Regions from separate parts of the Homo sapiens genome. Here region 1 is linked to region 2. A link is an interaction called in ENCODE POLR2A ChIA-PET data of the cell type or tissue named here. Cell type or tissue: GM12878. All regions are shown on one strand.

Evidence for each region. ChIA-PET counts read pairs that join two places held together with the same protein. Peaks named below come from ENCODE experiments on the same cell type or tissue, not always from the same donor. Only the 100,000 strongest peaks of a DNase experiment are listed, where the experiment ranks them.
Region 1: POLR2A ChIA-PET joins it to region 2 with 7 read pairs; 2 of 35 experiments call an interaction of 5 or more read pairs at or near these places.

Annotation. Positions count from the first base shown.
Region 1 is chr15:95,647,511-95,655,510 of GRCh38, reverse strand. No RefSeq gene overlaps it. Among named protein-coding and RNA genes, the nearest start is that of LINC00924, 220 kb to the right of the region's middle. RefSeq lists a silencer at 5,987-6,142. In GM12878, no CTCF peak of the experiment used is centred here; no DNase peak of the experiment used is centred here.
Region 2 is chr15:95,926,232-95,934,231 of GRCh38, reverse strand. No RefSeq gene overlaps it. Among named protein-coding and RNA genes, the nearest start is that of NR2F2-AS1, 400 kb to the left of the region's middle. RefSeq lists a cis regulatory region at 3,085-3,198. In GM12878, no CTCF peak of the experiment used is centred here; a DNase peak (open chromatin) is centred at 4,731.

The DNA of each region.
Region 1 (8,000 bases), 280 kb after region 2:
CATCATGTAATTCTGAAATACACTTTGAGACGAAAGTATGTCTGTCTAGTTAGTTATTCTCTGAAAAAGATCCCCAGAGGAGTTTGGCCTGACCCCAGAGTGTTTTTCTTCGTTGCTGGAGGGGGACAGTCTTGAGCCTAGCCCCACTGCAAACTATATAACTGTTTATTTTGATTCCCAGGCAGATCTCTATGATAAATAAAGAAGACTTGCTTTGCATGTAGATATTTATATTTTAGAAATGTGGTCCAGGTTTCTCAGCTCATACCATTCTGCATGAAATATAATCAAATGGGTGAGGATAACAATAAAAATGTCAATGAAAGACTCTCATAAGCAACCGGGCTGGGCTTCTCAACCCTAATTCAAGCACTTCCCTGATTCAGGCAGAGGCCTAGCCAAGTTCAGAATCCTTAACCATAATGATTGGAATCCTTTGTCCATTACAGGTTAGTTCTGTTCTTCCCTGTTTCATTTCCAGAGGCCACAATTGTTCTCTGTATTATCTACTTTGCTCTCCCATTTTCTGTCTATTTGCTCCTGGTCTCTGCTGAGGACATGGTTGAATCTAAGGCTAGTCACGGTCTCCTGAGATCATCTCCATCATTACTGTCATCTTCATGCAGTTGGTCACCCATGTGGCCATCACCATTTTGGCAGAGAAAAATACCAAGCAAAATACAACCTTACTAATAGGTAGAACAATCAGGGACCTTGTCTCTTTGTTACTTTACAACAGATTTATTTTACAATTTTTTCAGTGAGTGCTGCCACCTTTCCCCAGGAGTTGGCAGAATCTATCAGAAAATCCAGACACAGGACAAAATGAACATCACTGCAGAATTGACAGTCAAATCAACCCATTCTCACCAGCGTTTAGACAGCCCAATGCTAGAGGGGGTGCCTCAACTCTCTCTTTGCTCAAGTGTGTTGCTTTCTCATCCAGCTACCTTGGAGGGTTAGGAGTAGCTGTGCGCATGTCACTTGAAGGTTATAGTTCCAAAGGATAGCTGATAAGATCAACATATTCTACCATATTAGGTAATGCAAAGTACTGGCTCTAGACCCCTGGGCCATGACATATGGCACACTGATACACTGTAAACTCTCAGGAAGTACCATCAGGTTTTTTTGATTTGTAAACTTTCTCTTCTTTATAACCGCATATACATATCCGTATTTGTTGGTGTTTGGTCTAAGCTTTGCTAAGAAAAAGAAAACAAAAACATAATGACGAGATACAAGTTAGTATCAGTCATAGAATAGTCCAAAGTGTGTGGGAGGCCTGGGGCAGTAGTCGACTCTGCTACAAGTGGTTGTAGAACCCTAGCTGCTTCTGCAGTGAACTCTTGCAACTCAGCAATTCCCTAAAGTTGAGCTTTCTTGGATACATGGCCAAACTTGGCCCACAAGATTCATGCCTGTGTTACACATGTTCCACAGGAAGGAGGAAATCAAAGTCATGGAGAGCAAGGAAGTAAAAAGGGAATTACACACATCACATTTTGCTTCCATTGCATTGGCAAGAAGGTGCACATGGACAAAACAAGATGCAAGTAAGTCTGAGAAATGCAGCTTTCAGTTGGATGGCTACTTGCTAGCTAAAGCTCAGGGGCTCGGGGGCAGGGCTCTGTTATTAAAAAGAAAAATGGAAGACTAGTGACTGGATGACAATTAGCAGCCTTAATCGCAATACTGTTACAGTGATCCCTACAGGGTGTAGTACTGAGCTGAATGGCTCATGTGGTGCAAGGTGTGCTGGGCACAATTACTCCACCTTTGGACTAATGTGTCAGGCTGAAAGTGGAACTTTGCTTGGTGAATCCGTAAATGGAGCAATGGAAGCTTCCTGGAACAGCTAAGTACACAGATGGAAGGTTACACAAGCAACTACAGGGATGACGCAGAATGCTTTATGGATGTGATCAGACATTCTCAAGAGTCTTTGAATCTTTTATTTTCCTTTTTAAGTGCTGTGAAAAGTTCTAAAATTCTAAACAGTACCAAAGACACAAAAACATTGTGAACGACTTGTTTTATAAGTTCAGCAGAGGGCCAAACCCCGCGGCTACGATGACGAACAGGATAGACATGGACACTCCTCCCAAGAAACATACGGAGGGGGAAAAGAAGGTAATAACTACAGGCAATTAAATGATTGCAAATGTGTGAAAGACAGTGAGGAAGATGTACACGATGCTAACAGCGTGTTTATCTCCAATAATCCAATCTAGCCTGGGGTCATGAAAGGCTTTTCCAAGAAAGTGAGGTTTCAGTTCAGACCTGCAGGATGGGAAAGGATTCGTGAGGCTAACATGAAGAAGGTTAGAGGGTGAAATAGTATATATGAATTTAGTAGGATAAGTTGGACAGCTTTGATTTTGTAAAGCTCAGGGTTTTCATCTGTAAAATGGAGATAAAAATGTCTACCTCTGAGGACTAATTTGAGGGTTATGTGAAATAATGCAGATAATGCTTAGTAACAAGTATGGCAAGAGAGAAAGTGCAATAACCGGTAGGTTTCATTTTTATTATTAATATGATTCTTACTCACCTAGGAAGCTGAAGGAATATTTATGTAAATGTAATCTCTCACCCGACTCTGGAAACATCCTCCTATATCTTAATTCCTCTTATTTCCTTTTGCTGGTTGTGTAGAATCCCTGTGCAAATATATACACAGCAGATATGTATACCTATATCTATATTTGTACCCATATCCGTATCTATGTCTAGATCTATATTTCTGGCATCATCTAGCCAGCAGGAATAAGAAGTCAGAGAGCTAGATTAAGCAAACAGGAGTCTTAGAGATGTATAGTCATACCAGCTGAAAGTGACAGAATATCTGGTTAACGGTGGCTCGAACAATAAAGATACTTAATAATCTTTCCATCCAGAGAGTCTAGAGAAATGGTTCTACTGGTAGTGCAGCGGCTCTGTGATGTTTTTAAGGACTTTCCAATACTTTGTTCCACCTTTCTCAGTATTGCCTCTTGCTTGCAGTGTGGCTGCCACAGATCCAGGCAGCTTAGCCTTTTCCAAATGCATTCAAGGCAGAATGTGAGGGCCACATAAAAAGAGCTTTTTCTTTTATCAGTGGGCAAAATCTTTCCCAGGAGTACTGTAACAGAGTTTTCCCTTGTGTATTAATACGTGCCCACCTCTAGCTGCAAGTGACATTAAAGAAATTACCAAGATTGTTGTGATAGAGTCAGGTTAACTTGTCAATGGCCTATTTACTGTGGGCATAATACTGGAAAAAGTGATCAGGAGAGGAAGTGAATGTTGGATGTTGCTTGTGTAATTAGCAATGTGTATAACAATGGTTTAGAGACAATTTGAGGATACAATCTTTGGTTGATTTTCTAGGTTAACAAAAAATAAACCTGAAAAAAGTGTGCATGTAAACAGCCAGTACAGCGTTTAGCTTTACATACAGACAAACCTGAAGCAGATTTCAATTCAAATCAAGATTTGTTAATTAACAGGAGCTTTGCTTATATCATCTCATTTAATTCTCAAAATCCTGGAGAGGGAGGCATTAGGCTTTACTACAGATCAGAAAACTTAGCTCCAAGAAAACTTAGCTCAAGCAATCCTCCTGCATCAGCCTTCCAAGTAGCTAGGACCACAAGTGTGTGCCACCCTGCCCAGCTAATTTTTGTTATTTTTTGTAGAGATGGGATGTGACTATGATGACCAGGCTAGTCTCCAACTCCTTGTCTCAAAGAGCTAAGTTCCTGGGTTCAAGATCACATCCTAGTCAATCAAGGGCATAATTGGGATTCCAATATATGTAGTTCTGATAATAATTCCAGGGTTTTTTTTTTTTTTTTTTAGATGGAGTTTTGCTCTTGTCCAGGCTGGAGTGCAGTGGCACAATCTCAGCTCACTGCAATCTCCGCCTCCTGGGTACAAGCCATTCTCCTGCCTCAGCCTTCCGAGTAGCTGGGACTACAGGCGTGCGCCACTAAGCCTGGTTAATTTTTTTGTATTTTTAGTAGAGACGGTATTTCACCATTTTGGCCAGGCTAGTCTCGAACTCCTGACCTCAGGTGATCCACCTGCCTTGGCCTCCCAAAGTGCTGGGATTACAGGCACGAGCCACTGCACCTGCCCTTTTTTTTTTTTTTTTTGTCTGAAAACAGTCCCTTTTTCCCAATGACAGAAAAGCCTGTGTAAAGAAATGTGTGAACGTGGCTTTAAAAGAATTAAACCAGTATGAACTTAAGGTGCAATTACTAATATGTACTAGGATTTGTTGAGCACCAAACTACAGGCGCAATCTGAAGTTCTTTAAATACAGGTAGACATCTTAATAATAGATGCTACTATACATTGTCCCTATTTTATGGGTTAAGGCACCATTAAACCATATGCCCAAGCTCACATAGCTGGTGCGCTCCACTCAGTGGCATAGGGTTACCATCTGACTCTAGGGCTCAGCCCATTAGCCAGAATGCAATGCTGCCTCTGAAGAGTCATCACTGTGAGCTCTGGGCTGTTCTCTTCAACTACCTGTTCTCCTGGGAGCCTGTTTAGAATATACCCCAGGCATGTGTATAGTGACTCCACAGCACCTGCATGTGGGCAGGACAGCCTCCCTCCTTCGGGAAAGAACCCATATTAGGAAATGAGAACCCATATTAGGAAGAGCTGAGAAAGATAAAAGTTAGTGAGGGGGAAAAATACCACATAAAACCCCAACAATTGAATAGTTCATTAGAACAAACCACTAAGCAAACAGAATTCTTTCAATTAAATTATCTCATCTAATAGGAAACATAGTCACTTATATGTTTTCAAAATTTATTGTCAATAGCCAGAAATGGTGGAAGAAGAGAATGACACTTTTTTTTAGTTTTGATGTATTAAGGGTTCCCATTGGAGTTCAGTTCCCAGAGCTTTTAACTAGAACTGTCTTCTCAGAATTACTCTTTGGGATTCTGCGTGAAGCTGGTATATTTCTTTTCTTTCCTTGTTTTTGGAGACTGGGTCTCACTCTGTCACTCAGGCTAGAATGCAGTGGTGTGAGCATAGCTCACTGCAGTCTCAAACCCCTAGATGCAAGCAATCCTCCCACCTCAGCCTCCAGACTCCCTAGGACCACCAGCGTGTGCCACTATACCCAGCTAATTTCTTTAATTACTATTTTTTGTAGAGAAGGGAATATCACTGTGTTGACCAGGCTGGTCTCCAACTCCTGGCCTCAAGCTATCCTCCTGTTCAGGGTTCCAAAAGTTTTGGGATTACAGGCGTGAGCCACCATGCGTGGCCCTTCCTGTAATTTCTAGCTGTATTGGGGGAGGGGCAAGCATACCGTAATAAGAAACTTACAATAATTCATAAACTTAAGAAAGGTTAGCCATGTTTGCAGGAAGAAGAAACAAATAACATTTTCCAAGTCACTCGGAAGTGCTAGAAGTTCCTTCAAGTGGAGCAACTGTTGACATTACCAGCAGAATCAGCTGACGTGAGGTTTTCTTTCTAGTCCTAAAGTCCTCAAAAGACCAGATCAAGGTTTAGATGATCACAAGAGTGAATATGTCTGTTTGTCCAATACGACTTTAAATGCTGATCCAAATTTTATATTTAATTTTCTTAAAAGGCCCATGGAATGGACTACCCTCAGGAGAAATGAAATAGCAAAAGAAAGAAAGAAACAAAAATACATATTATAAAATAAAATTGCCCTTACATTTGGGTCTGTGGCTGAATGGGACAGGAAAAGAAAAAGCAAGATGATTTTGAAGGCCTATTGAATTCAGTTTGGCAGTCATATAGTCAAGGAGATGAGACAGAGGGAAAACTGTGCTGAGGGTAGAGAGATGAGATTTTCTCCAATCTTGAAGGATGGATTCACAAGTTTAAGGGGCAAGGAAACATTAAAGGACGGATAAAAGTTCAAATTAAAAGCCCTTTATCTGACAGTATTCACATTATATTTGCATTGTATTTTCTTTGTGAAGATTTTGCCCTGGATATTTCTTTTGCTAGAACAGCAATTCACAGTTGAACTGTTTGAAATAATCCACATCAAAATAAGGCCCAGGGTGTTTCTACCCAGGCCAGAGAGCCAACCCTCAGTGGCATGAGCCAGGGCACCCTGCCTTTACATCATGCTTTGAACTGATTAAATCCATTCAGAGATGGACCACCCGAACAAAGACAGAAATGTAACCCCCTGTCTTCTGTCCTGTTGTGTCTTTTTTGAGAAAGTAGAAACATTTCTGCTCTTACCATAAGGAAAGGAAATAGGAAGAAGCCAAATTATATGTGTGATTCCTGTAATATATACCTGTATATATGTATGTATGTATATTTGTGTCAATAAGAGATTAAATGTATTAATTTACTTATTACTAAAGCAAAAAAAGAAAGTAGAAGGATATTTTACTGCTTCAAATTAAGAGTTATATTATTTTATAAATATAAATAATATTGGCATTTGATTTTTAAAAGGTAGCTTTGTTTCCTTTTTTAAATTGCAATGCAGAAACTATGATAATCCAGTTAAAATAGTTATGCAATAATTATCAAGGTAGAGAAAATATTGGGGAGAATTAAATTGGTCCATTCGTGGCCATAATTCTTACCCCTACTTGATGTGGCAGGTGTTTTTACAGAAATAGCTCATTTTTCCAGTTTAAAATGTGGCTAGCATCAATTTCAAGTTAATTTGGAAAAATTATCATTTTAGGAAAGATACACCAAGGCATTAACTGTAGTTACTTCTGGAAATGGAGATTATGTGTGATTTTTGTTTTCTTCTTGATACTTTTACATATTTTAAAAGTTCTGTGCAATGAATTTGTGTTACTTAAACAATTGATAATTGAGAAAAGTTATTTTAAAATAACAAAATGTACATCGTATTTTTTTCTTATTGAGTAAAAACAGTTATATTCTACCAAATAAAAGGTTAAAGAAAAACCATTTATTTTTATTCCATAAACTACCCAAAGTCAGAAAACATACAATGAAATCAGGTGACGTATCATGAATCAGATGGTTTAAATTGTTGTCTTTAAGAATTAATTCTGTAAATACTTCCTACCCTCAGCCAGCGAATTTACAAACATTTTTAAAAATTTTTGAAAAATAATATGTTTTATTTGTATAGAAATGGCAACTTTTAAATTTTTCTGAATTTCATACTTTTGTCATAGAGAAAGCTAGCATTTTCTTGTTTTTTGTTTTAAGTACAAGATTTCTGTTTCCATTTGACAGGAATTTAGTACATTTAGATTTGAACATATATTCTCCAGGTTTAGTACTTACAGGGATCTTGGAAGATTCTCACATACTCACTTCGTATAAATCGTAGAAACTACTTCTGTCTTAGATCTGCGGTTCTCCACCAGCCGTCTGTTTTATTATTTTACCATCATTTACAATCTCCTTATCTCATAAGCACTTACAGACTCTCTCTCTTAACTATAACTTCAGGAACAGATTAAGTTTGCTTTTCAAAGCCATTTGTCATCTGAGATATGTTTTGTTAGTGTTTTCTTTTGTAAATCATTTTATTATTGTAAGGTGCCTCTGGATGCTGGCATGATAATAGGCTATATAAATGATTTTGTCCTATATTTGTGTTGTATATACTTTATTTTAATAGCACTCTTGGGTCAAAAGCAGCCAATATTATTCCGATTAATTCCTGTCTAGACACTCATAAATTGTCCCTTAATTTGCAGAGAGAAAACGAAGTCATATGAAGCATAACCTTTCTCCGCTGCAGAAACTGCACCTGGCTTTTCTGGGTGAGAGGAGGCCTGCCTCCCTGCGTCCTTCAAAGCAGCAGGCCTCGCTGCCACAAGGGTGAGCATCTCATTTTTTGTGCTCGGCCCAGGTAGCCAGCCAAGGCTTGCCAGTTGGCATGCTGCTCCTCAAAAGGAAAACACAAAGCCTAATCCCCCAACACAGTTTCAGACAAACACTCATTTTATTTACTCATATTCATCTCCCCAGAAGAAAAAAAAAAGGAGGAGAAA
Region 2 (8,000 bases):
ACTGATGTTCTGTCCAAGTGTCACACGTAATATCATTTAGCTCTTCAGAAGGGTTTCACTCTTCAAGGAAAATGAGGGTGACAAACAGAGGTGTCAGATCTTGTGAAAAGACTAGAAATGCTGTGTCTATAGCTCATGAGGAGTATCAAAATGATGTGGTGAGTGTGTCCAGCTCTCTATCTGCAGGTGACTTGTGGAATGATACAATCAGACAGGGTGCAGAGAGGGGGAGGGGAAAGCAATCATCCTCTGAAAGAGATCATCAAACGCTCTTCCGGAGAATTGGCTGCTTTGCAGGTGGAGTTGCCCTGTGCTTACTTTGTCAGAGATGCTGTGCATTTTCAAACAACCTGGGTTTCTTTTGGGGAGTGTGTGATTACACTGAGGTATGTTTCTTTTCTTTTTTTCTTTTTTTTTTTGAGACAGGGTCTCACTCTGTCACCCAGACTTGTGTGCAGTGCCACAGTCACGACTCACTGCAACCTCTGCCTCCCAGGCTCAAATGATCCTCCCACCTCAGCCTCCCGAGTAACTGGGACTACAGGTATGTGCCACCACACCTGGCTAAATTTTTTTGTATTTGTTTGTAGAGATGGGGTTTTGCCATGTTGCCCAGGCTGGTCTTGAACTCCTGAGCTCAAGCTATCTGCCCACCTCGGCCTCCCGAAGTGCTGGTATTACAGGCATGAGCCACCGTGCTGCAGACGTGTTTCTGAGAACATTTTGCTTACGGCCAGTGAAGGATGCTAAGTCTAGGGTTCTAATTAAACCCATCGCTGAATTACACTATGCCTCCTTTCTAATCTCATGTTGGCCAGTTCCTTTTTCTCACTGGACCCATCCACACTGGATTGCCTGAGAAGGATATGGGTTATTCAATAAAGTGTTAGGAGTTATTCTATGGTGAATCCTATGTGCTGCATTGATCGTTAGTAGTGAATACTGCTCTTTCACTTATCAATGACTATGTTCTTAAGCCTATAGATGTTTCTTCTTGTCTACTATTTATAAGGTGCTGTGGTTGGCATAGGATGAACTATACCACAGTACTATCCCTTTGCTGGGAATTTATAGTCTATGAATAAAGGATAAGATAACATCATAAATGTAATGTGGGGTAGACTAAATGATTCAAGTCAGCTGGGTGGAAAGTGCTGAGAATGTTGAGAGAAAGGAGACATTCCAGCATGCGCCTTCCAGACCTAACCCATTATAATAAGCATTGCTAGTCCAGAAATCTCTGAGAACCATGGCCGAGGGTCTAGATGTAATGTGCTGCCACAATTCTAGGCATGCGGAAGTGATCAGGGGATAAAATAGACAGAGTTTCCTCTCCCGCTTCTTAAATTCCTGTGGGAAGTGAGGAGGGTGGTGATAGGCAATGACTAATGGTCATAAAAAATTATTTCTGAACTTGGTAAGTCTTAGGGCAGTGGAAGAGAGAAAAGCTTTCTCCAGAAGCTACTTCACATAGCCTGGAATCATTTGTCTGGCCTGCCAAGCAGTGATGATTCTGCACTTACCACACTCTCTATTATGTCAGGGCTAGAAATGAAAAGTGCTAGTGAAATAAATTAATAGGTGATTAAATTATCTTATTTGGAACTAGAGCTATACAAAGGGATGATTTACTATGCACTATACCATTTATAAATTACAAATTTAACAATGGTTAATTAGAAGAGATCCTCACATATACAGGTACATATGGATATATGTAAATTCAAGGTGTTTTGGCATCTAGAGCCAGAAAAATGAGGAAACAAGGGTGTTAACAAGGCACAGGGAGGAATACCAGTGAGGGTGTTGATTCTGGCTTTGTCCAATCACAAAACTGGTTTGACAATTTTTGATGAAATCAACCGGTGGGTTTAGTCTAGCACCTGGTCAATTCAGTCAAAAATGTCAAAAACCCTGTGACCGAATTGACAGGTGTTAGACTGACTGACTGGTCAATTCCATCAAAGCAGTAGAACCATTTGTGTTTGTAGATACATTTCAGGCCCAATATAGAAAAAGAGAATTTGGGGAATTAGCACTGGGGTAATCTCTTGGAGGGACACTTTGGGAGAATGGGCAGTAAGTCACCATTCTGTAATATCATCCCATATCGATGGCAATTCTAAGTCACAGCAGCCCCCAGAACGAACCTATGACCATTATTGGAAATAATTCAAAGCTATTAATAATATAGTGTCCTGATGCCCCTTGTAGTTGACTACTGTGACTTGTTTGTACTTTATTTGAAAAGCACAGGTATTCAGGGGACCAGTTCTGACACTTCTGTTTTGCCGTACATGAATACCCATGAATGTGACATTAGGACTGTGGGTGAAATAAATCTACATTTTTATTATCATGGCATATTAGTCTCCCAGATTAGATACAAACATGTCCATTTTAAATATTTGCAACTCAGCACTTTCTCTTCTCACAATGATAGTTTCTTAGTGACAGAGAGAAGGTCATTACAATAAAAACATGAGGTATAATGGGTGCTAAAAATGCTAAATATATTCACCCCCAACTTCTGGTTAGGTGGTCCCCGTGCTTGGTATTTGGCCTATGGGGAAAATTACGGATTTTAAGAAACCATCATGATGGTCCCACAGCATTCTCCCCTGGACCCCCACGGCCGGGAGACATGTGCATCTGCATAAAGTCTACTACATTAAAGACCAAAAGGGCTGGCTTGCTTCTCCCACGGTCTTAAGTTAACACTTGTCTTTGTGTAGTCCAGTCTTTTCTGAACTTGAAATCCAATTGGCCAACAATTAAAGCCAATTAGCACGTGAGGAAAATAAACCAAAGACTCTCTCCCTGTGTTTTCCATGGCTTGATAGAAAGCTAGTTAGCTCAAGGCATTAGCATAGTTGTGTATCAGGCCAGGCATATAACGGAGACTAGTTGGCTTAAAGTATTAGAAGACTGGGGTAGCGGCTGGGGCAGCAGAACTGTGTTATTCTGAGCTAACAGCTGCCAAACATTCTTGACAGGAGATGAGGCAGATGTCCAAGGACAATCAAAGAGAGAAGAAAGTTTAAGCCAACGTTTGCCTATCTCATATTCTCTGCTTGATCCTCAGCCTCAAAGACAACGCACAGCTGCTGCACTTCAAGGTCTAGAGGCTGATCCCAACTCCCAGGCTGCCCCCACACCCCTGCTTATTCTCTGAGAGCTGGGCTCAGCTTTCCTATCAAGCCGCCCTTGCAGGTCATCTTGTTGGAGAGAGTGGGGCTTCTTGGTGACTTTTCGATATTCTGAACACTCACAATGTTTAGATCAAAATTCCACAGTGTGTGATAATCATAAGATTCGGGACTGAAAAAGCCTTTCTAGGACAACCCTAAATGGGCCAGCTTATCAGGAGACAAGATAAGTGGTGGCCAAAACAGCGTGTCCTTAGAGGTAAGAAATCATCAGTTCAAATACAAAGTGAAGAAAAGAGGAGCAATCCATGTGAAATCTAAATGCTGCGGATTTACTCTCAAAGCTGCGGACATTTTGTTTCAGCATTTCAATAATAGAAGGGATGTGGGGGATAAAAATTAAAGTACAAGTGTCCATTATGGATAAAGACACACAATATGCATCTGTACTGAAAGCGTTTGCCAAAACGTTGGCGTGTTATCTCTCCTGGGGGAGAGGCAGAGGGACTTTATTTCCCATCAGTGCTAAGAGGCATTTCATGTCCTATAGTACGGCAATATGCTTATTTACTAAAATCTTTTATTGTTATATGTTACACAGCATGTCAAAAATAGGCAACTCTTTCATGTTGTTAAACAACATCTGCAGGTAATGAAACAGTAGAATCTTCTCAAATAAAGAACCTGTGTAATTGTCAAAATCTTTACACATACCATTGTTCCACAGAGGGGGAACAACTCAAAATTTTATGTTAAATTTTTTTTCTATGTACCCTCATCTCTTGTATGAGATACACACTTACAATATTAAATTGTAATTATTTGATAAAAATATTAATCCAAATTTCACCCCGTACTCATGAGTCTGTAGGCAGATGTACCCTTTTAAATATATTAGTATCCTCAAAGCAAGGGCATAGTCTGGACTTAGTGTGTTTATTGAGCAAATGCATAAATGAATGAATGAAAAGCAGGTAGACTTAATCACATGCCAAACCTACTGAAAATACATGCAAACAATGCTCCTACAATTCAGTTGCCTATAGAAGCAGTAGAAAGCTATATTTTTAGAGGAGTACCTGAAAAGAACACAATATGAAATAGTTTCTTTTAAAAGCACTAATTTGTTAGGAGTTCTTTTATTTCAACAAAAAATATCTATTTAAAAATAACTATTGGAATTAGAGAAGGTTTTAAAAATTACATGTATTTCTACCCCGACAACTAATTACAGGGATAACTTTCACACATACTACCATTGCAGGTGCAAATATTTAATTATGTGTGCAAGCCAGGTGGTGAGGTGGTTCCTTAACTACGTGTCCAATTGTGTCTGCTCTAGTTGCCCGTTCAATTAGCTGTGGGTGCAAAAAACAGAGACCTAGCTGAGGCCCTATTAAAATGAGGCCTATATATTTCACAGCCTTTTATCTGTGAAGGGGGAAGGGGTTGTGCATTTTGCATTTATGTTAGCTGCTCCTAGCTGGGGCCTGGGGGAATCACTTTTGGGGAGCTAGTTAGCCCAGAGCAGCTGGACTTGTCCTGATAAGAATTGCACACAGTTGCATAGGAAGTGGTCAGCTCTCCTCCACCGCAAGTTTAGCTGTTAAACCAGGCACTGTCTTAAAAGCCACGTGGCTTAGCTTATTCTAAAGGTGCTTGCAAATCACGTGGAGGCTTTCCCTGGGAGATCAGAACAGAAAAGTTTGTTCAAAACATTTGAAACAGGCAGGCTCTTGTGACTGAATCATTTTAATTATTTTAGCAGCTCTTCTTCACCCTTAGAGGTGAGGTTAAAAGGCTATTTAGGGAGAAGAAACTATTATTCACAATACGGTCTGAGAATCCGCAAGGTTAAGATTTGACCAAGGATGAGACTTACGAAAAATCAACTTGGTGTTGAGTCCTGTACATTTGAGAAGGGCCTGGAGGGAATAAACTGAAAATTTAAAGTTGACAACTGAATTCTAGTTTTCCTCCACTAGCTGTGTGACTTCGGCCTTATTATTTAACTTCTCTGATTCTCAGATTTCTGCCCTGGGAAACGGAGCCACTAATATCTACATCATACATAATATCTACACCTACTAAAGTAGATGTACTTAAAGCACTTTGTTTGGTGCTAAGTCCAGGGTGTGTGCTCCACAGAGGAAACTTCTTTGCTTTTCTCCAGAGGAAAAGAATGCTGAGAAAATTTCTATTCAGCTACACAGCTACACAAAAGATCCAGGGGAGGGAACTGCTAGACATCCTGGACAGGTATCTCATTTTTACCCTTCAAAAGTTGATGACCATGTTCACATCTGCCGTGATGTATTATCGGATTTTTAGCTAGAGCAATAAATCACAGCCCTCTAAATCTTAGTGTTTACATTTTTAGAACACTTAAATACGTTTCAATAACCTAACATCATTCTATTTTTAATATTCTCCTCAATAACCTCTGGCTGCTCATTCTTAGGGGAATGCAGGTTTACAAACATGGGTTTCAAGTTTTTGCTAATAATTCTTATATTTTTATCTGGTTTTGAATCTCATTTATTTAGAGTTGCTGACTTTTTAGAGTGGTTATAGGGTGCCGTGTATGAAAGGTGATTTGAAATTTTGTCTTCGAGTGCAGGGTTCCTAGTTACGTCATTCACACAGGCGCACTCACACACATTCATGCACGCACGCACATACACACAGACACACATCCATTCCCCCAAGGCTTTACAATAATGTATCATAATGACTTGGATGCATGAGTTTGCAGCCTTTTGGAGGGAAAATTCTTAACGGGGACACAAGGATTGTTTGAGTGCTAACATCAAGTTGCCAACGGAATGCTACGTTATAATAATGATGCGTTTCCCTGCAATATGTTGGCATGACCAAGGAAGTCATGGAACCTGGCATCAGGGAACCTGAAAGTAGTGACTCCTCCATTAGAAATCTTGGTAGTTATTTTCACTGCCTGGTCTGGATATGGGCATTGATGACATAGCTTGAATGTTTGTGTCTCCTCCAAAATTCGTGTTGAAACTTAATTTCTAACTTAACAGTAGTATTAAGAGGTAGGGCCTTTAGGGGGTGATTAGGATATGAGAGCTCTGCTTTCATGGATAAGAGTAGAGGTCCTTACAAAAAGAACTTGATGAGGGAGAGAGTTCTCCCTCTCTATCTTCTTTTGCCCTTCAGCCTTCCATCATGCGAGGACACAACTTTGGCCTCTTCTGCCATGTGAGGACGTAGCGACGAAGTACAGTTTTGGAAGCAGAGGATGGGTCCTCTCCAGGCACTGAACCTGCTGGCACCTTGATCTTAGACTTTCCAGCCTCCAGAACAGCAAGAAATACATTTCTCTGCTTTATAAATTACCTAGTTTCAGCTATTTTGGTGTAGCAGCACAAATAGGCTAAAACAACTGAGGAAGGATTTGGGGATCTATTCTCTTACACCTTGGCCTTTTCTCTGGATAGAGATGAGCTCACTTAGAGAGTCTTTCAAATTCAGAAGGAAAAGTAGTTTGCTCACAAGATGCTTATATTTGTGATAAGACTTGGGGTGGAGGTCATTCTCTTTGGAACGAACTCTGACTTCCCTTGATCCTGTTTTCTCTCTGGGGTGTGGAGAGGTAGGATGGGATGGGATTTCTGCTATAAGGAAGACATTCACACAAGGCCGCATGCCTAGGTACCATCAAGTACCTTCCATTCACTGTGAAACGTGAGAAGCCAACTACTCCCCAAATAACATTTAGGCTTTGACAATGTTTCCCTCCTATTTTCCAGCTCCTGTCCTAGGGAGCTTGAGGACAAGTGCTTCTGAGTGCCCAGAAGAGACAGAATAAAGCCCATTTAGAAAAGCTCTGGGAGCTTGATGAGACTTGCAGGTACGAGAAAATCGAATTGGTGTCCAACAACACTATTTTTCGGTGATAACTGCTTGCAATTGCTAAAACTTGCTGATGATAAAGAGAGAAAATAGAAAACCCTTTGTCACTTTGAATGTAAAATCATCATCATCATCATCATCATCACCATTTATTAAGATAATACCATGGGCCAGGCTCTGTGCTAAGTGCCTTGCATATATTATATCTTTGATGTGTGAATTAAAAGTGACCTTCTTGAAAATTTAAAAGTATTTGGGTAAAAACCTCCATTTTATTTATGTACAGTGGGAAACTCAGTGTCTCTCCCTAAACCTCAGAGACTCCTCGGTTTTCTCTAACGTCTGTTGACCTAGTCTGATCTGGGGTTCTGACTTTTCTTTTCTTTTCTTTTCTTTTTTCTTTGGAGACAGACCCTTGCTCTGTTATCCAGGCTGTAGTGCAATGGTGTGATCTCGGCTCACTGCAAACCTCTGCCTCCTGGGTTCAAGTGATTCTCCTGCCTCAGCCTCCCAAGTAGCTAGGACTACAGGCGTGCACCACTACACCTGGCTAATTTTTTGTATTTTAGTGGAGACAGGGTTTTACCATATTCCCCAGGATGGTCTTGAACTCCTGAGCTCAGGCTGTCTGTCTCGGCCTCCCAACGTGCTAGGATTATAGGCATGAGCCACCGCGCCCGGCCTGGTTCTGACTTTTCTTAACCGTTCACTCTTACTGGCGTCTCACCTCCTGGGCCTCATCCCTCTGTTTCACATTGACAGGTCCATGGACCATCTCTTTCCATGGTTTTTAAAAAAAACCCACTTGCAGAAAGCATTTGTGTACACAGCAAAGTTTAATAAGCTGGAATAAAAGAATTGCACCACAAGAGAGCAAACAACTCAAAACTTAATGCTGGATTACCGGCCACTCCAGCTGACTAGGTCCCCCCCTCAGACTCCAGCTCTGAGACAGAGCAGCTCTCCGGTTAAACT